2 separate regions of the Homo sapiens genome follow, and region 1 is linked to region 2. Evidence: read pairs that join two places in POLR2A ChIA-PET (ENCODE). Cell type or tissue: IMR-90. All regions are shown on one strand. Links, peaks and the distances in the headings refer to the core of each region. The heading gives the core; the rest is flanking DNA.

Region 1 (11,644 bases), core at 1,394-9,393, 56 kb after region 2:
AACTCTGCTGGTGGAACAGAACAACATGAAGACTAGTGTTTTTTTTTTTCTTTTTGGTTTGTGAGATGGAGTCTTGCTCTGTCACCCAGGCTGGAGTGCAGTGGTGCGATCTTGGCTCACTGCAACCTCCACCTCCTGGGTTCAAACGATTCTCCTGCCTCAGCCTCCTGAGTAGCTGGGACTACAGGCACACGCCCCCACACCTGGCTAATTTTTGTATTTTTAGTAGAGACAGGGTTTCACCATGTTGGCCAGGATGGTCTTGATCCCCTGACCTTGTGATCCACTTGCCTCGGCCTCCCAAAGTGCTGGGATTACAGGCATGAGCCACCGTGCCTGGCCAGATTTATTTACTACAGTTTCATTCTTAGGTATATACCCTGGAGAAACTCTTACCTGTGTATAAAAATGTCCATGAAAAATTATGAACAAATGTTCATTAATAGAATTGTTATTGTGATATTTTCATCTTCAGGAATAATAGAATACTGAACAGCAGAATGAGTTTGAGGTCCACGTATCAGAATGGGTAAAACCCAAAATATAATTCTTTATTCATTCAATCAGTATTTATTGAACACCCACTATGTTCCAGGCATTGTTCTAGGGACTTAGTTTCCATAATGAATAAAACAAAAAGAAAAACCTCTGCTTCATGGAGCTTATGCTCTGTGTTGAATTTTTTTAAAAGTAATTTTGAAATAATATAAATAGTTTGATATCATTTATGTATTTAAAGCAGTGGTTCTTGACCTTTTTGGTCTCTGGACATTTTTATACCTTAAAAAATTATTGCCGAGTGTGGTGGCTCACACCTGTAATCCCAGCACTTTGGGAGGCTGAGGCAGTCGGATCACGAGGTCAGGAGTTTGAGACCAGCCTGGCCAACATAGCGAAACCCTATCTCTACTAAAAATACAAAAAATTAGCCGGATGTGGTGGCGGGTGCCTGTAGTCCCAGCTACTCAGGAGGCTGAGGCACGAGAATCTCTTGAACCCAGGAGGCAGAGGTTGCAGTGAACTGAAATCGCGCCATTGCACTCCAGTCTAGGTGACAGTGCTAGACCCCATCTCAAAAAAAAAAAAAAAAGAAGAAGAAAATTATTGAGCATCCCCAAAATGCTATTAATACTTACCATATTAGAAATTAAGGCTGGCTGCAGTGGTCACACCTATAATCCCACAACTTTGGGAGGCCGAGGCAGGAGGATTGCTTAAGCCCAAGAATTTGAGACCAGCCTAAGCAATATAGTGAGACTCCCATTTCTACAAAAAATTTTTAAAAGTAAAAAAAAAAAAAATTAGCTGGGCATGGTGTCACATGCCTGTAGTCCCAGCTTCTTGGGAAGCTGAGGTGGAAGGATTGCTTGAGCCCAGGGTTTGAGGTTGCTGTCAGCTGTGTTTGCACCACTGCACTCCAGCCTGGGTGACAAAGCAAGGACCTGTGTGTTAAAAAAATAAAAAAGAAAAATTAAAAATTAAATGGAGGTGATGTCCTTGATATAACAATAAAAATTATTACTTAAATATCAACCTTGGGAACGGGTCTTTTTTTTTGAGATGGATCTTACTCTGTCTCCCAGACTAGAGTGCAGTGGCACAATCTCGGCTCACTGCAACCTCCACCTCCCGGGTTCAAGTGATTCTCCTGCCTCAGCCTCCTTGGTAGCTGGGATTACAGGTACATGCCACCATGCCAGGCTTTTTTTTTTTTTTTTGAGACAGAGTCTCGCTCTGTTGCCCAGGCTGGAGTGCAGTGGCACAATCACAGCTCACTGTAGCCACGACCTCCCTGGGCTCAAGTGATCCTCCTGCCTCGGCTCCCAAGTATCTGGGACCACAGGCACAGTATCTGGGATTATAGGTGTGAGCCACTGCGCTCAGCCAAATGTAACATCATTTTTATTTGAAAGAACAACTGATAGCCAAACTGTGGTTTTAAAATTTTCTCCATTGTAACTTTTTTTTTCTTTTTGTTCTTAGAGTCAGGTCTCGTTCTGTCACCCAGGCTGGAGTGCAATGGTGTTATCACAGCTCACTGCAGCCTCAACCTCCTGGGCTCAATCGATCCTCTCGCCTCAGCCACCTGAGTAGCTGGGACCACAGGCACGTGCCACTGTGCCTGGTTAATTTTTAAATTTTTATTTCTTAATATTTTTGTAGAGGCAGAGTCTCACTATGTTGACCAGACTGCTATCCTGCCCTTAAGTGAGCCTTCTGCCTTGGCCTCCCAATGGATTGGGATTACAGATTACAGGTGTGACCCACTGCGCCTGGCCTCAAGGACATTCTTAAGTAAAACTGTTTTTTGTTTGTTTGTTTGTTTTACTTTTAGAGCAGGGAGGTGAAGCATATAATGACCACATACGTAGTTTGTGCCACTGCCTTGTCATACTATGGAGCCAGAAATTTTATCTACAATTATTTTGCATCATTAGTTTAAATGTCAACACAGGGAAAAAGACAAATAATATCTTGGTATTATTGTGAAGATAATTTTGACTTTGCAGTTCGCTTGAAAGTATCTCAGGAACCCTAGGAGTCTGCAACCCACACTCTGAGAACTGGTGCTTTAACATTTGGTAGGAAAACATTATTTATGTATTTTCAGTTATGTTAAATTTGTTCGCTGGGCCCAGTGGCTCATGCCTATAATCCCAGCACTTTGGGAGGCAGAGGTGGGTAGATCAGCTGAGGTCAGGAGTTCAAGACCAGCCTGGCCAACACGGTGAAAGTCTGTCTCTACTAAAAATACAAAAATTAGCCTGGCATGGTGGTGTGCACCTGTAATCCCAGCTACGTGGGAGGCTGAGGCAGGAGAATTGCTTGAACCTGGGAGGCAGAAGTTGCAGTGAGCTGACCTCACGCCACTGCACTCCAGGGTGAGACTCTATCTCAAAAAACAACACAAAAATAAATAAATAAATAAATAAATAAATTTGACCAGGCGCGGTGGCTCATGCTTGTAATCCCAGCACTTTGGGAGGCTGACGCAGGCGGATCACGAGGTCAGGATATCAAGAACATCCTGGCTAACACAGTGAAACCCCGTCTCTACTAAAAACACAAAAAATTAGCCAGGCGTGGTGGCGTGCACCTGTAGTCCCAGCTACTCGGGAGGCTGAGGCAGGAGAATGGCGTGAACCCCGGAGGCGGAGGTTGCGGTGAGCTGAGATTGCACCACTGCACTCCAGCCTGGGGAACAAGAGCGAAACTCTGTCTCAAAAAGAACAAATAAATAAAAATACAAAAATTAGCCAGGAATGGCGGCCGGTGCCTATGATGCCAGCTACTCGGGAGGCTGAGGCAGGAGAATCGCTTGAACCCGGAGGGTGGAGGTTGCAGTGAGCCGAGATTGTGCCATTTCACTCCAGCCTGGGTGAAAGAGCAAAACTCCATCTTAAATAAATAAATAAAAAGTAAAAAATAAAAAAAAATTTAAAAAGGGGAGGCATGAATAATCTACCCCTTGTTTAGCATATAATTAAGAAATAACCATAAAAATGGGCAATCAGCAGCCCTACTCTGTCTATGGTGTAGCTATTCTGTTATTCCTCTACTTTCTTTCTTTCTTTTTTTTTTTTTGAGAAGGAGTCTCGCTTGGTCGCCCAGGCTGGAGTGCAGTGGTGTGATCTCGGCTCACTGCAAGCTCTGCCTCCCGGGTTCTGGCCATTCTCCTGCCTCAGCCTCCTGAGTAGCTGGGACTACAGGCGCCCGCCACCACTCCTGGCTAATTTTTCATATTTTTAGTAGAGATGGGGTTTCACTGTGTTAGCCGGGATGGTCTCGATCTCCTGACCTCGTGATCCGCCCACCTCGGCCTCCCAAAGTGCTGGGATTACAGGCGTCAGCCTCTGCACCCGGCCCATTCCTCTACTTTCTTAATAAACTTGCTTTCACCTTACTCTATGGACTCACCCTGAATTCTTTCTTGCGCAAGATCCAAGAACCCTCTCTTGGGGCCTGGATCTGGACCCCTTTCCCATAACAATACCACTGAGGCAGAAATTTAAAAATAAATATGCATTCATTCACTCTAAGAAAAGTAACAGGCAAGGCAAGGGTTAAAAGGAAAATAACAAGTTTTCCTCTGTCTAGCAAAGGAAAGTACAGCAAGCTCACTTCAAGGACAGTTATATGATAACACTGTTTGAGAAGTCAAGGCCAAAGGAGTGGGCTCCAGACACCTCCCCTCCAGAGCAAAGTTGAAGGAAAAAAAAGAGAGAAAGACAAATTATTTTACTGTTACTCCTTTCCCTGGTTTCTTAAGCATGATTATGTTTTACAAATGTCTGTATTTAGCCAGTTCTTGTTTTTCTTTCAATGCAGCTACAAAGCCACCGGCTATGTAAGACCATAAATTATGCTATGCTATAGATTATGTGACCTATCATATGATTAGCTGCTTTTGTTTTACTTTTGTAAGCCAGCTTATAAAAACCCCGCTCTGTCTTTGTTCTAGGCTCAGCTTTTTGGATGTGAGTCCACTGAGCTGGTGCGTACCTGAAATAAACAATCCTCCTGTACTCAGATCAAGACCATCCTGGCTAACACGGTGAAACCCCGTCTCTACTAAAAATACAAAAAATTAGCCGGGTGTGGTGGCGCTCGCCTGTAGTCCCAGCTACTCGGGAGGCTGAGGCAGGAGAATTGCTTGAACCCGGGAGGCAGAGGTTGCAGTGAGCCAAGATCGCGCCACTGCACTCCAGCCTAGTGACAGAGCGAGACTCCATCTCAAAAAAAAAAAAAAAAAATCCTCCTGTACTCTCATATCAGTCTCTCCGTTCCTCAGTTTACCACAACACCATCACACTGGTGATTAGGTTTCAATATATGAATTTTGGGGAACACAAACATTCAGATGATAGCAACAACATAGCAGGAGGTTCTGGGTGGATTAGAAACATGGGGCTGGGTGCAGCGGCTCACGCCTGTAATCTCATCACTTTGGGAGGTCGAGGAAGGCAGATCACCTGAGGTCAGGAGTTCAAGACCAGCCTGGCCAACATGGCGAAACCCCTTCTCTACTAAAAAATTACAAAAATTAGCTGGGTGTGGTGGCGTGCGCCTGTAATCCCAGCTATTCAGGAGGCTGAGGCTGGAGAATCTCTTGAACTGGGGAGAGGCAGAGGTTTCAGTGAGCTGAGATCATGCCACTGTACTACAACTTGGGAGATGGAACAAGACTCTGTCTCAAAAAAAAAAAAAGGAAGAAAAAGAAACATGGCCCATCAGAATTCTAAAAGGTAAATACGTGGAAGGAGTCTCAGGCCATCTTTTTTTTTTTTTTTTTGAGACAGAGTCTCACTCTGTCACCCAGGCTGGAGTGCAGTGGCACGATCTCGGCTCACTGCAAGCTCTGCCCCCCGGGTTCATGCCATTCTCCTGCCTCAGCCTCCTGAGTAGCTGGGACTACAGGTGCCCACCACCACGCCCGGCTAATTTTTTTGTATTTTTAGTAGAGACGGGGTTTCACCGTGTTAGCCAGGATGGTCTCGATCTCCTCACCTCGTGATCCCCCCACCTCGGCCTCCCAAAGTCCTGGGATTACAGGCGTGAGCCACTGCCCCCGGCCCGAGATGGTGAATTTAATTGATAAATGTGTGTGTTCTGACTCTTCTATTGACTCACCATTTCTCTGTCTCTTTCCCTCTCTAGGGCAGCCCTATTTTTTGAGATACAACAGTACTGAAATTAGGCCAGCTGATAACTGCTCAATGGCCTCTAAGTGTTCAAGTGAAAGGAAGAGTCCTGTCTCTCAGTTTCAATCAAAAACTAGCAATGATTAAGCTTAGTGAGGAAGGCATGCCAACAGCCGAGACAGGCTGGATTTAGGCCAGTTAATAACCCTACAATGGCCTCTCAGTGTTCAAGTGAAAGGAAGTGTCACATGTCTCTTGCTTTAAATCAAAAGCTGGAAATGATTAGGCTTAATGAGGAAGGCATGTCAAAAACTGAGATACGCTGAAAACTAGGCCTCTTCCACTATGCAGTTAGCCAAGTTGTGAATGCAAAGGAAAAGCTTTCAAAGGAAATTAAAAGTGCCACTCTAATGAGTACATGAATGATAAGAAAGTGAAACAGGCTTATTGCTGATATGGAGAAAGTTGGGTCTGGATAGAAGATCAAACCAGCCACAACATTCTCTTAAACCAAAGACTAGGCCAGGCGTGGTGGCTCACACCTCTAATCCCAGCACTTTGGGAGGCCGAGACGGGAGGATCACCTGAGGTCAGGAGTTTGAGACCAGCCTGGCCAACATGGCAAAACCCCATCTCTACTAAAAATACAAAAAATTAGCCAGGTGTAGTGGTAGGTGCCTGTAATCCCAGCTACTCGGGAGGCTGAGGCAGGAGAATTGCTTGAACCCGGGAGGCAGAGGTTGTAGCGAGTCATTGCACTCCAGCCTGGGTGACAGAGCGAGACTCTGTCTCAAAAAAAAAAAAAAGACAAAGACTAACCCAGCGCAAGGCCCTAGACCCTAGCTCTCTTTAATTCTATGAAGGCTGAGAGAGATGAGGAAGCTGCAGAAGAAAAGCAGAAGCTAGCAGAAGTTGGTTCATGAAGTTTAAGGAAAGAAACTGTCTCCATAACATAAAAGTGCAAGGTGAAGCAGCAGGTGCTCATGGAGAAGCCACAGCAAGTTATCCAGTTCTAGTTAAGATCGTTGATGAAGGTGGCTACATTAAACAGTAGAGTTTCAATGTAGATGAAACAGCTTTATATCAAAAGAAAATGCCAGGAAGTCTTTCATAGCTAGAGAGGAGAAATCAATTCCTGGCTTCAAAGTTTCAAATGACAGGCTAACTCTCTTGTCAGGAGTTGGTATAGCTGGTGAGTTTAAGTTGAAGCCAACTGCTCATTGATAATTCTGAAAATCTGAAGGCCCTTAAGAATTATGCTACGTCTACTCTGCCTGTGCTCTGTAAGCGGAACACCAAAGCCTGGATGACAGCACATCTGTTTTTCTTTCAAAATATTACTGCTCGTTGACAATACACCTGGATACCCACGAGCTCTGATGGTGATGAATGTGGTTTTCTTTTTTTTTTCTTTTGTTTTTGAGATGGAATCTGGCTCTGTCCCCCAGTCTGCAGTGCAATGATGCAATCTTGGCTCGCTGCAACCTCTGTCTCCCGGGTTCAAGCAATTCTCCTGCTTCAGCCTCCCAAGTAGCTGGGACTACAGGCACGTGTAATCCCAGCACTTTGGGAGGCCGAGGCGGGTGGATCACTTGAGGTCAGGAGTTCGAGACCAAGCTGGCCAGCATGGAGAATCCCAGCTACCCTGAATCTGTTCTCCACCCGGCAGCTAGGGGGCTCTTACACCACAGATTAAATCGCTTTATTCCACTGATTAAAATCCACCAGTACTAGGGGCCTAGAGGGACATTGAGCTGGGTCTCGGCATGTTCCTCCATCTGCAGTTCCTTCCTCCACTGAACTCTTGTTTGTTTGTTTGTTTGTTTTAAGACAGTCTCGCTCTGTCACCTAGGCTGGAGTGCAGTGGCACGATCTCAGCTCACTGCAACCTCTACTTCCCAGGTTTGAGCGATTCTCATATTTCAGCCACCCCCATTCGCAGGTTGTAGGTGGACATATCTTTTTTTTTTTTGAGACAGGGTCTTGCTCTGCCTTAGGCTAGAGTGCAGTGGTGCCATCTTGGCTCACTGCAGCCTTGAACTCCTGGGCTCAAGTGATCCTCTCTCCTCAGCCTCCTGAGTAGCTGAGACTACAGGTATGTAGCACCATGACCAGCTAATTTTTAAAAAATAGAGATGAGGTCTTGCTATGTTCCTCAGGCTGGTCTCAAACTTCTGGGCTCAAGTGATCCTCCCACCTCAGCCTCCTAAAGTGTTGAGATTACAGGCATGAGCCACTATGCCTGGCCTTCCACATACATTTTAGAATCAATGTATGAGTCACCCCATCCCCCCACCTCTTGCCCAAATCCCTTGGGATTCTGGTTGAAATCCTAATGATTTTAAAGATTACTATGGAGATGACTGACTATTTTATTTTATTTTATTATTTTATTTTTGAGATGGAGTTTCACTCTTGTTGCCCAGGCTGGAGTTCAGTGGCACAATCTCGGTTCACTGCAACCTCTGCCTCCTGGGTTCAAATGATTCCCCTGCCTTAGCCTCCCGAGTAGCTGGGATTACAGGTGCCCACCACCACACCCAGCTAATTTTTGCATTTTTAATAAAGACAGGGTTTCACCATGTTGGCCAGGCTGATCTCGAACTCCTGACCTCAGGTGATCCACCCACCTCAGGCTCCCAAAGTGGTAGGATTACAGGCGTGAGCCACCGCACCTGGCCACAACTGACATTTTATTTTTATTTTATTTATTTATTTATTTATTTATTTATTTATTTATTTATTTTTGACACAGAGTCTCACTCTGTCGCCCAGGCTGGAGTGCAGTGGTGCGATCTCAGCTCACTGAACCTCCGGGTTCAAGCAATTCTCCTGCCTCAGCCACCTGAGTAGCTGGGATTACAGGCGTGTGCCACCATGCCTGGCTAATTTTTGTGTTTTCAGTAGAGATGGGGTTTCACCATGTTGGTCAGGCTGGTCTCGAATTCCTGACCTCAGGTGATCTGCCGCCTTGGCCTCCCAAAGTGCTGGGATTACAGGCGTGAGCCACCATGCCTAGCCTATTTATTTACTTTTTTGAGACAGAGTCTCACCTTGTTGGCCAGGCTGGAGTGCAGTGGCATAATCTCGGCTCACTGCAACCTCCACCTCCCGGGCTCAAGCAATTCTCCTGCCTCAGCCTCCCGAGTAGCTGGGATTACAGGCGTGTGGCACCACACCTGGCTAATTTTTATATTTTTAGTAGAGACGGGGTTTTGCCTTGTTGGCCAGGCTGGTCTCAAACTCCTGACCTCAGGTGATCCGCCTACCTTGGCCTCCCAAAGTCCTGGGATTACAGGTGTGAGCCACTGCGCCTGGCCACAACTGACATTTTAAAGACATGTCAGGCCATCCATGAACTGGTGATGTCTCTCCATTTATTCAGGACTTCTTTTATGTCCTTTAATAGAAAAGAGGTGGCGGGGTGTGGTGGCTCACGCCTGTAATCCCAGCACTTTGGGAGGCCGAGGTGGGCGGATCACCTGAGGTCGAGAGGTGGAGACCAGCCTGACCAACATGGAGAAACCCCGTCTCTACTAAAAATACAAAAATTAGCTGGGTGTGGTGGTGCATGCCTGTAATTCCAGCTACTTGGGAGGCTGAGGCAGGAGAATCGCTTGAACCCAGGAGGCAGATGTTGTGGTGAGCTGAGATTGCGCCATTGCACTCCAGCCTGGGTGACAAAAGTGAAACTCCATCTCAAAAAAAAAAAAAAAAAAAGGAAGAAGGTTTTGTGCACTATTTGTTCGAGTAATTAGAGGGGGAAGAGCATGCTACAATTCATAAACGACACCTTTTTATAGATCCCCTCTCCTCAGAGTCCTATTATCTATATTTTGCAGGAAAGGGAACTGAGGCTGAGAAGGGTAAAGGAACCTCCGCAAGGATACACAGTAGTGACAGGGCTGAGACTAGGTCCCCCAGCCCAGCCCCTGGTATGCATGTGTCTTGCATACTGGGAACCACCCACCAGCCCAGTAAAGGCCTAAGTGGACAGATCTGTCGCCATTCTATCTCCCCCTGACAAAGCTAGGCAGGGAACATACCGGGGGCCGGCCCACAGTTAATCGCTTTATTTTAAGCTCTGCATGAAGAGAGACACGGCACAGATATACAGAAAAATGATGAGGAGACAGGTCGTCTTGAGCTGCTGTGCGAGGGCCTGCTTGGATGAAGATTTCAAGGCCACCTTGCTTGTCCTACTGCTCCAGAACCTGGTGCTAAGAGATATGTTGGTGGCCCCATAGCCACAGCCTTCTTCTCCCTCGCTGGCATCCTTGACCCCAACCACTATGCACAGGCTCATGGAGGCTGGTGAGAGCCTACTCATGGTGGCCAGGTCAGGTCCGGGGAAGTGCTGGCTGAAAGGGATGGTGGTCGCTGGGAGGATAGTGGTGACTGCATCCAGGTCTGTGGAGGCTGCCCGGCACAGCCTGGCCCTCTCCAGGGGTTGAAGGCCACAGCCCCGCATGGCCTAGGCCACCCGTCCCATGGCCACCCACAGCCTGTCCAGGCAGCAGGCCAGCAGGGACATGGCCATGTGCTATAGCACGGCCTGCAGCAGCAGCTCCAACACCTTGCTGTTATCGTGGCGGAAGCCCACCAGGCTGTAGTAGGCCCAATGGGCCATGGAGAACACGGCTAGGCCGGCCTCCCACCACAGGTGTTGCAGGAGTCGTGAGATGCAGCGGCAGGCTCCATGGATCAGGGTGATGAACAGCTGTAGGTTCCAGATCCGCACAACAGTCAGCTGCTGCCACAAGGCCCGCTGGCCAGCCAGCATCACCTCCATGCACAGTCTCCAGGACAGGATGAGGATGAGACCTCCACCCACTGGCAGGCTGCTGCACCACAGGATGCAGGCGCCCAGCATGGAGACCGAGAGCCAGTGGGAGGCTGGATTTGCCATCTCCGCCTGCAGCCCCAGCAGGGATGCACAGAAGTTCACCAGGCCTAGGCCACACAGCAGCAGGAACGGAAGCAGGATCTGCCAGACCTCCCTGCCCAGCCAGCTCCCATTCTGTGGGGCATTTCCCCCACAGCTCCTCGTGGAGAAGCACAGCAAGGGGCCTTCACGACCCAAAGGCTGTGTACCCAGGCTCCTGCCCCAGGGACATGAGGCTGCACTCACGCCCCAAGCTCATATTAGCTGACCCTCTGGACCAAACATCCTGTCACCTGGGCAGGGTAGTTTTGCAGTGATCAATGACAGCACAAAAGATCAGGATATGAACTTATGTCAAAGAGAGGGCATAATTGCTTTGTCCATAATGGGCAATGCAGGCAGCCATTGAGAATGCAGCTGTAGGCTGGGCACAGTGGCTCATGCCTGTAATCCTAGCACTTTGGGAGGCAGAGGCGGGCGGATCACCTGATATCAGGAGTTTGAGACTAGTCTGGCCAACATGGCAAAACCCCATCTCTACTAAAAGTACAAAAATTAGTCAAGCGTGCTGGCGGGTGTCTGTAATCCCAGCTACTCAGGAGGCTGAGACAGGAGAATCGCTTGAATCTGGGAGGTGGAGGTTGCAGTGAGCTGAGATTGCGCCATTGCACTCCAGCCTGGGCAACAAGAGCAAAACTCTATCTCAAAAAATAATAATAAGTCAGGCGCAGTGGCTCACACCTGTAATCTCAGCACTTTGGGAGGCCGAGGCGGGTGGATCACTTGAGGTCAGGAGTTCGAGACCAGCCTATCCAACATAGCAAAACCCAGTCTCTACTAAAAATACAAAAATTAGCTGGACGTGGTGGTGGGCACCTGTAATCCCAGCTACTCGGGAGGCTGAGGCAGGAGAATCACTTGCAAACGGGAGGCGGAGGTTGCAGTGAGCTGAGATTGTGCCATTGCACTCCAGCCTGGGCAACAAGAGCAAAACTCTGTCTCAAAAATAAAGAAAGAAAGAAAATGCAGCTGTAATGTCCTCGTTTGGGTCCACTATTTTCATGCCCTCATCTGACAAATGCGACTCAGCATCTTCTCTATGCTAGGCTCTGCCTCC
Region 2 (11,644 bases), core at 1,795-9,794:
GGAGCAGGGAGAGCATTTCAGGCAAAGGCAACAGCAAGTGCAAAGGCCCTGAGGCAGGAATGTGCTAGGTATGTTCTAGGAACAGCAAGGAGGCCAGCGTGGCTGAAGCACGGGGGAGGGTGGCAAGCTATGGGATGAGAGAAGTAGCAAGGCAGATCCCTGGGGTCTTCATGGGAGATGTCAACCAGATATGTCGGAGTAAAGGCAGTTGGATATACGAGTAGCTGACCTGGGGGGGTGGGTGTACACACTTGAGAATGGTCAGAATACAGCGGATATTTAAAGCTGTGAGACCAGATGAGCCACCAATGAAGCAAGTGTGGACGGAGGATGAACCTGGGAGTCCTCCACATTGACACTGAGGGCACAATCCCTGCTACTGTTCAATTGATGTAACTTTTTTTTTTTTTTTTTTTTTTTTTTGAGACAGGGTCTCACTCTGTCACCCAGGCTGGAGTGCAGTGCTGTGATGTTGGCTTCCTGCAAGCTCTACCTCCCGAGTTCAAGCGATCTGCCCATCTCGGCCTCCCAAAGTGCTAGGATTACAGAAGTAAGTCATCCCGTCCAGCAATGTAACTTTTGAAAAACCTTGAGGAAAAGCACATTCAATTTTGTATGAGATCTCTCAAACATTTGAAGTCGCATTTCTAGGTCACATAATTGGGACAGGGTTTGGGAAGACCCCAGCGCTGGATAAGCACAGAGAACAGATGGGTAACCAAAGCCGAAGCCTTTGCTGATCCAGAAGCATGCACAGCTCGGGGAACTTTCACATCAAAAACAGCTTTAAGGATTATGTGAGTGACCGCAAATGTATAAAAATAGTTTAACAAAAGGCAGCAAAGAGGCTAAGACCATGGGTTTTAAAGCTGGACTCACTACTGGTCAAGTCAGGCCCTGCACCGGTATAACTGTGCTGGGCCACTTCTCCTCCCTGGCCCAGCTCCTCATCTGTAAAATGGGAGCATCTTAGTGCCCCTATCACAGGTGTTGAAAGAAGTGAACAAGGCCGGGCGCGGTGGCTCACGCCTGTCATCCCAGCACTTTGGGAGGCCGAGGGGGGCGGATCACCTGAGGTCAGGAGTTCGAAACCAGCCTGGCCAACATGGCAAAACCCTGTCTCTACTAAAAATACAAAAATTAGCTGGGCGTGGTGGCGCATGCCTGTAATCCCAGCTACTTGGGAGGCTGAGGCAGGAGAATCGTTTGAACCTGGGAGGCGGAGGTTGCAGTGAGCTGAGACTGTGCCACTGCACTCCAGCCTGGATTGCGCCATTGTACTCCAGCCTGGGTGACAGAGCGAGACTCTGTCTCAAAACAACAACAACAACAACGACCAAAAAAAAAAAAAAAAGAAAAGTAAAGAAAAGAAAAGGAGGCTGGGAGCAGTAGCTCACGCCTGTCATCCCAGCACTTTGGGAGGCCGAGGTGGGCGGATCACAAGGTCAGGAGATCGAGACCATCCTGGCTAACACGGTGAAACCCCGTCTCTACTAAAAATACAAAAACTAAATTAGCCGGGTGTGGTGGAGGGCGCCTGTAGTCCCAGCTACTTGGGAGGCTGAGGCAGGAGAATGGCGTGAACTGGGAGGCGGAGCTTGCAGTGAGCCAAGATTGCGCCACTGCACTCCAGCCTGGGTGACAGAGCAAGACTCCATTTCAAAAAAAAAAAAAAAAAAAGGAAAGAAAAAAGAAAAGAAGTGAACTAGACAATGCTTTACAAAGTACGCAGCATAGCTCAGGCCCATAGTCAAGTGTAGCTATCTAATTGACAAGGAGACTAAAAGGAGAAGAAAAAAGATTCAGAATAAAATAAAGGGGAGATGGAGAGGGGCCAGAATCAGTGTGCTGAGCAGGACTGCACTCATGGGCATGGGACCCGTACAGTCGCACATTGCCCTGCTCTCAGAATAGACCTAGCATTTGGTTGAATGCTCTGCATTGATTTCTGTTTGAATTTCGCCATCTTGAAATTCTTCATCATTTTATATTTGAACTTGTGTTTTATAAAGGAAGTCCAGTGGGACAAAGAAGCATATGCACCAGCAGGCTCAGACCAGCAAGGATGACAGGCGGTGGGCAGCAGAGCTGCCTAGCAATTGGCCTGGCCACCCTGTGTGCACCCACATGGCTGGACAGTTTGCGACACTGTGGGGCTGTGTGGGGACAGTGGGGGCCAGGATCTGTGCCCAGATTGGTGGCAGCAGCAGAAGAAACTGGTGGGGGTGTCACGGCTCCATGCCATCACGGGCTCCATGGTGGGAGAAGAGACTCCACATGGAACAGCCCGTGCCTGTAACATCTGCACAAATATAGCTCACAGCCTAAATGCTGGGACAGGTACTGCCAGCAGTCAGGCAGTAAACCTTGTCAGTAAGTTATTACAACATGGAAACATACACATGGATGTCGCAATAAAGCACGCTAGGGAGCTGTTAGGATTCTTCAAAGAGTTTTAGAATTTTCGGTTTTCGCCCTGGCATCCATGGGGATGCTAGGAAAAGAAAAAGAATCTCTGGTTTTGAAAATTGCTGCAGGCCAGGCACAGTGGCTCATGCCTGTAATCCCAGTACATGGGAGGCTGAGGCATGAGAATTGCTTAAACCTGGGAGGTGGAGGTTGCAGGGAGGCGACATCATGTCATTTCACTCTAGCCTGGACAACAGAGCAAGATTCAGTCTCAACAAACAAACAAACAAAAACAAACAAACAAAAAAGCCTGCTGCAATATTGCAAATATCCACAGTCTTAGAAATAAAAATTAAATGTATAGATCATCATATTCTACAGAAAATAATTCTATTTTATGTGAAGCTTACTCTGAAGGCAGTTTTAAAGCTAAGTTTTCCTTGTTATTGAAGACCCAGCAATCAAATGCATAAACAGATCATTAAAATTATATAGAAATCATGAAGTAACTTTCAGTTTCTTGTACAACCTTCACAAGTTATAGAAAATGTCAAAGAAAACATTAAAACATCGTTGTATAAGTTTACATTTAAAATTAAATCAGACACATATGAAACTGATTTATATGAATAGTTAAATTTTTTTTCTTGAAACGGAGTCTCACTCTGTCGCCCAGGCTGGAGTGCAGTGGCGCAATCTTGGCTCACTGCAACCTCTGCCTCCTGGGTTCAAGAGATTCTCCTGCCTCAGTCTCCTGAGTAGCTGGGATTACAGGTGCGCACCACCAGGCCTGGGTAATTTTTGTATTTTTAATAGAGACAGAGTTTCACCATGTTGGCCAGGCTGGTCTGGAACTCCTGGCCTCAGGTGATCCACATGCCCCGGTTTCCCAAAGTGCTGGGATTACAGGTGTGAGCCACCGCGCCTGGCCAATATGAAGAGCTAAATATTTTTTTAAAAATTCTTTAAAATCATGAATTTCTCCTACTGTGACAGCATATAAAATACTCTCAGCAGCTACAGCAACAATTGCCTTGGCAGAAGGAGCCTTCTCAAAATAAAAAGTATAAGAAATTATTTGTAATCTTGCCTTTGCCAAAAGTGGCTGTTGTAGCTTTCAATGGAAAATGAAGTTGTCATAAGTATAAATTTCAATAACATAATAAATGAACTTGCAAAAAGAATGAGCCAAAAAATCATATGACCAATCAAGAAATCATATTAGTAAGGCATTATTTTTGTATTATATAAAATGACACCAAAATATTATTATTACTATTTTATTTTTTATTTTTTGAGAGGGAGTCTCATCCTGTCACCCAGGCTGGAGTGCAGTGGCGCGATCTCGGCTCACTGCAACCCCCACCTCCCTGGTTCAAGCAGTTCCCCTGCCTCAGCCTCCCGAGTAGCTGGGATTACAGGCACACACCACCAAGCTCAGTTAATTTTTTTTTTTTTTTGTATTTTTAGTAGAGAGGAGGTTTCACCACGTTGGTCAGGCTGGTCTCGAACTCCTGACCTCAGGCAATCCGCCCACCTTGGCCTCCCAAAGTGCTGAGATTACAGGCGTGAGCCACCACGCCTGGCCTATTATTATTATTATTATTATTATTATTATTATTATTTGAGTGGGAATCTCGCTTTTGTCGCCCAAGCTGGAGTGCAACGGCATGATCTCGGTTCACTGCGACCTCTGCCTCCCAGGTTCAAGCGATTCTCCTGCCTCACCCTCTCCAGTAGCTGGGATTACAGGTGCCCGCCACCACCCAGCTAATTTTTGTATTTTTAGTAGAGATGGGGTTTCACCATGTTGGCCAGGCTTGTCTTGAACTCCATACCTCAGGTGATCCACCCATCTCAGCCTCTCAAAATGCTGGGATTACAGGCGTGAACCACCTCGCCCAACCCCAAAATATTATTTTTTATAATCTTAAATTTATGCTGTTACTCATGTGTTACTCTTACTCCTATTATATTTTATATGTAATATTTTGTAAGTAAAGTGCTTTATATTTTAGTATTTTTATTTCTATTTCTATTTATTATTATTATTTTTTTGAGACGGAGTCTCTCTCTGTCACCCAGGCTGGAGTGTAGTGGCGTGATCTCGGCTCACTGAAACCTCCACCTCCCGGGTCCAGGCGATTCTCCTGCCTCAGCCTCCCAAGTAGCTGGAATTACAGGCACATGCCACCATGCTGGGCTAATTTTTTTTTTTTGGTATTTTTTGTAGAGATGGGGTTTTGTCATGTTGGCCAGGCTCGTCTCGAACTCTGGGTCTCAAGTGATCTGCCCGCCACAGTCTCCCAGAGTGCTGGGATTACAGGCGAGAGCCACTGCACCCGGTCAAAAATTACACTATTTTTTAATATTGCTTTTTGAACAAGAGGCCCTGCACTTTCATTTTGTACTGGGCCCTACAAATCATGCAGCAGCCCTGATTCTGAAACCTAGCATTTCTTTGAAATAGTTTTCATATTTCTCCAAATTGTCCTGAGTCAGTTAAAACCCTTGCAGGGTTTAATGATTTCCCTTAAGTCCAATGAAGGCCAATCCATTACATTATAACTTTTTTTTTTTTTTGAGAAAGGGTCTCACTCTGTCACCCAGGCTGGATTGCAGTGGTGGTGATCATGGCTCACTGCACCCTCAACTTCTTGGGCTCAAGAGATCCTCTCCACTCAGCCTCCCAAGTAGCTGGGACCACAGGTTCAGGCCACCATGCCTGGTTAATTTTTGTATTTTTTGTAGAGACGTTGTCCTCAAACTTCTGGCCTCATTGATCCACCCACTTCAGTCTCCCAAAGTGCTGGGATTATAGGTGTGAGCTACCTCACCCAGCCCTAACTTATCTATTAATTTATTTTTAGATGGAGTCTCGCTCCAGGCTGAGTGAGTGCTCAGCCTGTCACCCAGGCTGGAGTGCAGTGGAATGCTCTCTGCTCACTGCAACCTACCCCTCCTGGGTTCACGGGCGATTCTCCTGCCTCAGACTCCCGAGTAGCTGAGATTACAGGCACCCACCACCACGCCCGAATAATTTTTGTATTTTTAGTAGAGATGCTGTTCTGGAGCTTTGGCCTCGCTTACAGGCGTGAGCCACCACGACCGGCCCTAACTTTTTTTTTTTTTTTGAGACGGAGTCGTTCTCTGTCACCCAGGCTGGAGTGCAGGGGTGTTCCATCTCCGCTCACTGCAACCTCCGCCTCCCGGGTTCAAGCAATTCTCCTGCCTCAGACTCCCGACTAGCTGGGATTACAGGCGCCTGCCACCACACCCAGCTAATTTTTGTATTTCTAGTAGAGTTGGGGTTTTACCATGTTGGCCAGGTTGGTCTCGAACTCCTGACCTCAGATGATCCGCCCACCTTGGCTCCCAAAGTGCTGGGATTACAGCGTGAGGCGCCGTGCCCGGCCCTAACTTCTTAAGGACCACATCGCAGCGTGGAGCGGGTCGCTCTGAAAGGCTGACATACTCCACGGGGCTCAGACGCCCCAATCCATCCCCCATCCCTTTTGGGGTGCTGTCCTCTCCACCTGGGATTCGTTCTTCAGCATCCGACAGGCGGCAGGTGCGGGGCCTTCGGATGACAGTTTCGGTGTTTGGGGTGTCTGGGCAGGGGAAGCACGTGACGGGCCTTTGGTGCCGCAGAGTGGAGCGAACACCTGAACCGCAACGACGAAGACGGGAAGTGGACAGGGAGGCGGGCGTGGCCACTAAGGGATGACAGCGACTCCGCACACGCGGCCTGCCCTCTGCGGACCACAGTGACGTTTCACCTTCTTGAAGATTGGAGAAGGGAGCCATCAGGTGAGAGGGGTCAAGCAGGGCGGGCGGCCTGACCAGCCCCAGCAGCCCCGGCTTGGAACCCGACCCCGCTGTCCCCCAAGGGTCGGCTCCTCTCGCTGAGCAGCGGCCTCAGGGTCGGCCTTCAGGGTAGCTCGGGCTCCTTGGGTTGCAGGCAGCCCCTGCCCTCCGCACTCCTAAACGGGGTCAGAACCTGGGTGTCCTGGAACGGAGCCCCGGGATCCCTCACCCGCCCCGCCGCGCTCCTTCCCTCGGCACCCGCTACTCCTCGGACCTCTTGCAGACTCCGCTCGCCCCCGATGACCGCAATCCGATTGGCTTAGCATCTCTCTCGCCCGCCCCTCTCCCGGGCGTGGGCAGGGCCAGTACCTTGACCGACGGGCCATGCCCAGGCCACGCCCACTTGCTCCTCCCACCCGGCCTGGGCTCCAGAGCCTTTTCTGGTGGGATTTTTTTTTTTTTTTTTTTTTTTTTGAGACAGAGTCTCTCTCTGTCGCAGGCTGGAGTGTAGTTGTGCGATCTCAGCTCACTGCAACCTCTTCCTCCTGGGTTCAAGCGATTCTTCTGCCTCGGCCTCCCAAGTAGCTGGGACTACAGGCGCCCACCACCACACCCGGCTAATTTTTGCTTTTTTTTTTTTTTTTTTTTGGAAACAGAGTTTCGCTCTTGTTGCCCAGTCTGGAGTGCAATGGCGCCATCTTGGCTCACCACAACCTCCACCTCCCTGGTTCAAGCTATTCTCCTGCCTCAGCCTCCTGAGTAGCTGGGATTACAGGCATGCACCACCACGCCCGGCTAATTTTTGTATTTTTAGTAGAGACAGGGTTTCTCCATGTTGGTCAGGCTGGTCTCGAACTCCCGACCTCAGGTGATCCGCCTGCCTCGGCCTCCCAAAGTGCTGGGATTATAGACGTGAGCCACCACACCCGGCCTAATTTTTGTATTTTTTTAGTAGAGACGGGGTTTCACCATGTTGGCCAGGCTGGTCTCAAATTCCTGACCTCAAGTGATCCTCCTGCCTCGGCCTCCCAAAGTGTTAAGATTATAGGCGTGAGCCACCGTGCCCGGCCTCGGTTCATTTGCAGATCTGTGCCTTCTTCAAATACATCTGGACTTCTCCATTCTCTCACGGTCATGGTGACCTGTCTCTTGACTACCATCTAACCAGCAGAGTGGTCTTTTGAGAGCATGCACTGTTGTGGTCACCCACCCTTCATGGCTTTACAGAGGCCTCCAGGCCCTACACTGTGGGATCCATGAGCACCTTCTGGCCTGTCCTTCCTCATTCTCCTCTCTCTCCCTTCTGTGCGTCCACTGCACCTGCCTTCCACCACTTCCAAGCTCTTTCCCAGCCGGGGACCCCTGAGTCCTGGGTCCTCCCTGCAGAACTCACCAGCTTGGATAACTCACCAGCCCACCCGCTCACGTCCAAACCCTGCTCATGGAGAGCGCTTGAGTCGAGGGTCACCTGCTCGACCGGTGGTGGTTGATTTAGTCAGGGTGATCTAAATTGCATCGCATATTCTTTCCAACCCACTCCAGCACTTAGCACAGTTGATATTTTTGCTTGCATGTTTAGTTAACAGCATTTCCCCCACTGCGTGATCATCTCCAAGAGGGCACTGTCTACCTCCTTTGGTGTTGAACTCCTAGCGCCTAGCAAGTTTCTGGTACTTTACAGGCTCTGGGTAAATTTTTTGCCGGCTCGGGGCAACTATATTTAATTTTTTTTTTTTGAGACGGAGTCTCACTCCGTCGCCAGGCTGGAGTGCAGTGGCGTGATCTTGGCTCACTGCAACCTCTGCCTCTCGAGTTCAAGCGATTCTCCTGCCTCAGCCTCCAGAGTAGCTGGGACTAGAGGTGCTGGCCACCACACCCAGCTAATTTTTTTTTTTTTTTTTTTTTTTAGATGGAGTTTTGCTCTTGTTGCTCAGGCCTGGAGTGCAATGGCATGATCTTGGCTCACTATAACCTCCACCTCCTGGATTCAAGCAATTCTCCTGGCTCAGCCTCCCGAGTAGCTGGGATCACAGGCACGTGCCACCACGCCTGGCTAATTTTGTATTTTTAGTAGAGACGAGGTTTCTCCATTTTGGTCAGGCTGTTCTCAAACTCCCGACCTCAGGTGATCTGCCCACCTCAGCCTCCCAAAGTGCTGGGATTACAGGTGTGAGTCACCACGCCCAGCCACGCCCAGCTAATTTTGTCTTTTTAGTAGAGACGGAGTTTTACCATGTTGGCCAGGATGGTCTCAGTCTCTTGACCTCGTGATCCGCCCGCCTAGGCTGCCCAAAGTGCTAGGATTATAGGTGTGAGCCACTGTGCCCAGGTTTTTTGTTTTGTTTTGTTTAGACACGGGGTCTCACTATGTTGACCAGGCTGGTCTTGAACTCCTGGGCTCAAGCAATCCTTCCACCTTGACTTCCCAAAGTGCTGGGATTACAGGCATGAGCCATGGCACCCAGCTGAAGGCCAGTCAATTTAAAAACCATGTCTTGTAAAACATGTGTATGTAAAAGCATGGAAATGGTCTGGAAGGAATGAGGCCAAGCATCTAATCTTGTTTACTCCTGGTGGTTGGGGAAGGAACCAGGATAGGAAATGGTGATGGGGCATGTATGTGGACATGTGCACATGTAAGCTAAGAGACTCTGGCTTCAACTGTAATAATTTTCCTTTTTTTTTTTAGATGGATTTTTGCTCTTGATGCCAAGGCTGGAGTGCAATGGCACAATCTTGGCTCACTGCAACCTCTGCCTCCCCGGTTCAAGTGATTCTCCTGTCTCAGCCTCCCGAGTAGCTGGGATTACAGGCGTCTGCCACCACACCCGGCTAATTTTTTTTTTTTTTTGTATTTTTAGTAGAGACAGGTTTTCACCATGTCGGTCAGGCTGGTCTCGAACTCCTAACCTCAGGTGATCCACCCACCTTGGCCTCCCAAAGTGTTGGGATTACAGGCATGAGCCACTGCAGTCGGCCAATTTTACTTTTTAAAAAGATAATATATTCATAGGTTCATTGTGTAATGAAAAATTAACAAACAATAATAACCAAGTAAGACATGGCCTGTCTAAGGAGACAAACGGGATGGAGCATCCAAGCCAAACGCAGAATGAAGAACAAAGAAACACGGTGACACACTTGCAATCGCTGGTGGGTTCTGAGTCTTCACTTTATTACTATGTCACCAGAAGTCACCACCTTCACTTGGTTCACCACAGATGGATGGATGTCATAAAGGAGGGTGCCACGGGGCCACTGGATTCACTCGAGACTTAACCAGGTGGTGGGGGGGTCTAGAGTGGGGGCCCAGGATGGGGACCGCCCTTCACCGCACACACACGCACACACACACACAGATATATTTGTGGAGCCTTATATTATACATCTTATATATAGAAAATATATATATTTATACTATACACAGGCAGTAACGCTGCGGGAGGGGCCGGGGCACCGACAAGGGCTGTGCGCACCAGGACATGGGGAGTGTCAGGTCAAGTGCATCGCTGGGAGGCAGCCGGCCCAGTCCCTTCTCCCATAAACTCCTGGGAGGGGCATTCCCCCTTTCGTGCTCCTTAGAGAATCAAAGGGGTCTTGGGCCAAGGTTAGGGGTCTCCCAGGGCTAACAGGCAGGGTGTCTCAGTTACATGGGGAAACCTGGGATCCCCGAGGCTTTGAAGATCAAGAATCACCAGGGAAGGATGGAGTAGGGAACTAACGTCAGTCCCCTGGGAATTAGCCCCTCAACTGCGACACCCCCAGGTGGATAGGAGCCGTGCAGGCAGGACAGTCTGTGACTGCCCAGGATGAGCCAACTCAGAAGGCAGAAGACCTGACTCCTGAACCTCTCCCTCTGTGCTTGACCTTGGACAAGTCGCTGTCTCCCTACCCCAGACTCTGCCGACTCTAAGCGTCCTTGCGACTCTACACTTATGTGAAACCTTTTTTCCTGGGCCCTCTCTTGTGCTTGATGGGGAGGAGGGAGCCACCCTGCAGGGTCCAGCTGCAGGAGGGCCCTTCTCCAAGGAAAGCTTTGGGAGCAAGGGAGAAGTAGGGGAGGGCAGCTGGGAGGAAAAGGGATACCGGACAGAGTTGGGCCTGGGGTTCCCCAGGGGCTGTCCTCTGCCAACAGAAGGAGCGAGTTTCCCCATGAACCTTCCAGGGCAGAGTCAGGAGCCCTGGGTCCCATCCAAATCTCGCCCTCCATCTCTCACCCTCTCTCATCTCCATCCTGGGCAGGTCCCTGCCAGAGCCCAGCCTGATGGGGAAGATCATGCCTGGAAGGGCTTCTGGGCTGAACCCGGGAAGAGTGAGGGATTCTTCGTGAGATGACTCAGCACCCCCCATTCCTGGCAGGAGTCTTGACAGCTTTCCCTGCCTAGGGTGGCAGGCAGGGCCTGTCACAAACACCCAAGATGGAGTTAAGCTTACCTGGTACCCTGCCCTCCGGCTGAGGATCACCAGCAGCTGGCTGGCACCCGAGGAGAAACAGATGGGCAGTACCCTGAGGTCTCCTAGTGCCCATCAGCAGGAGAGGCTTTTGGTGGACAGTGGGTGAGGGTCAGAACATCTCACAGCCTCTTGTGGTGGGCACAGAACTTCACTCTGCCATAAACACTCCTGCCCTCACTCACGCCCTCACCTTTGGCCTGGTACAGGTTTCACTCTTCAGGCCAACAGATAACCTGCCCCCATGCTGGTCCCATGTGGGCCACCTGGCGGCGGGGGACTGTGGACAGAGCCCCTTCTCCGGATTGGAAAATGAAGTCAGCAACAACCAGCTGTCACACAGCTGGCTGGGGTCCTCTCCATCACTGCTGTCCTTTGGGAGGACTTGGACACACCTGAGTTTAGATCCGTGTTCCACTGCCAACTCGCCTATGCTTGCCGAGCCTCAGTTTCCCTTCTGTTAAATGGGGATAATGGTGCTACTTCTCTGCTTAGGACTTCCTCCTCTTTCCCTTAACTCTGGCCCAGCTTTGGGGCCATCGAAGCAGGGACCACCCATGCCCTTGGTATCTCCAGCACAGGGGCCGGGTAACTGCTGAGTGAGTAAGCAGGTGAGGGATCGCCTGCCTCTTAGGATTCTTAGATGGGGGATGGGGGGATGGTGGTGAAAACACCCAGCACTGGGCCCGTCCACCACCTGCTCTGCTCTGCTCCCTGAAGGACAGGCCAGTGGACACTGGGTGGACAGGGGGATGGGCCCCCAGCGCTCTCCCATACCTCCCTGTCCCTTATGGCTCAGTGAAGAGCCCACCTTGTGCAAGAATCGACCTGCCCCCACTCAGAAGAGATTATGACCTCCTCAGGCCCCACGGCCCTCTTTGGGCCTTTGGGTCACCTGCCACACTCTCCCCTACAGCCCATGGTCTTCCCTGGGCCTCCCATGCCTCAGGGGCTCTTGCCTGTGTCATCCTGGGGG

Evidence for each region. ChIA-PET counts read pairs that join two places held together with the same protein. Peaks named below come from ENCODE experiments on the same cell type or tissue, not always from the same donor. Only the 100,000 strongest peaks of a DNase experiment are listed, where the experiment ranks them.
Region 1: POLR2A ChIA-PET joins it to region 2 with 17 read pairs; 19 of 35 experiments call an interaction of 5 or more read pairs at or near these places.

Annotation. Positions count from the first base shown.
Region 1 is chr22:39,327,036-39,338,679 of GRCh38, reverse strand. No RefSeq gene overlaps it. Among named protein-coding and RNA genes, the nearest start is that of RPL3, 13 kb to the right of the region's middle. RefSeq lists a silencer at 10,282-10,576. In IMR-90, for the core only: a CTCF peak has its summit at 7,342; no DNase peak of the experiment used is centred there.
Region 2 is chr22:39,383,302-39,394,945 of GRCh38, reverse strand. It overlaps SYNGR1 (synaptogyrin 1), which reads right to left. Exons shown (of 4, transcript NM_004711.5): 4 at 9,371-11,644. Among named protein-coding and RNA genes, the nearest start is that of TAB1, 11 kb to the left of the region's middle. RefSeq lists a silencer at 9,868-10,162. In IMR-90, for the core only: no CTCF peak of the experiment used is centred there; a DNase peak (open chromatin) is centred at 6,555; H3K4me3 peaks cover 722 bases.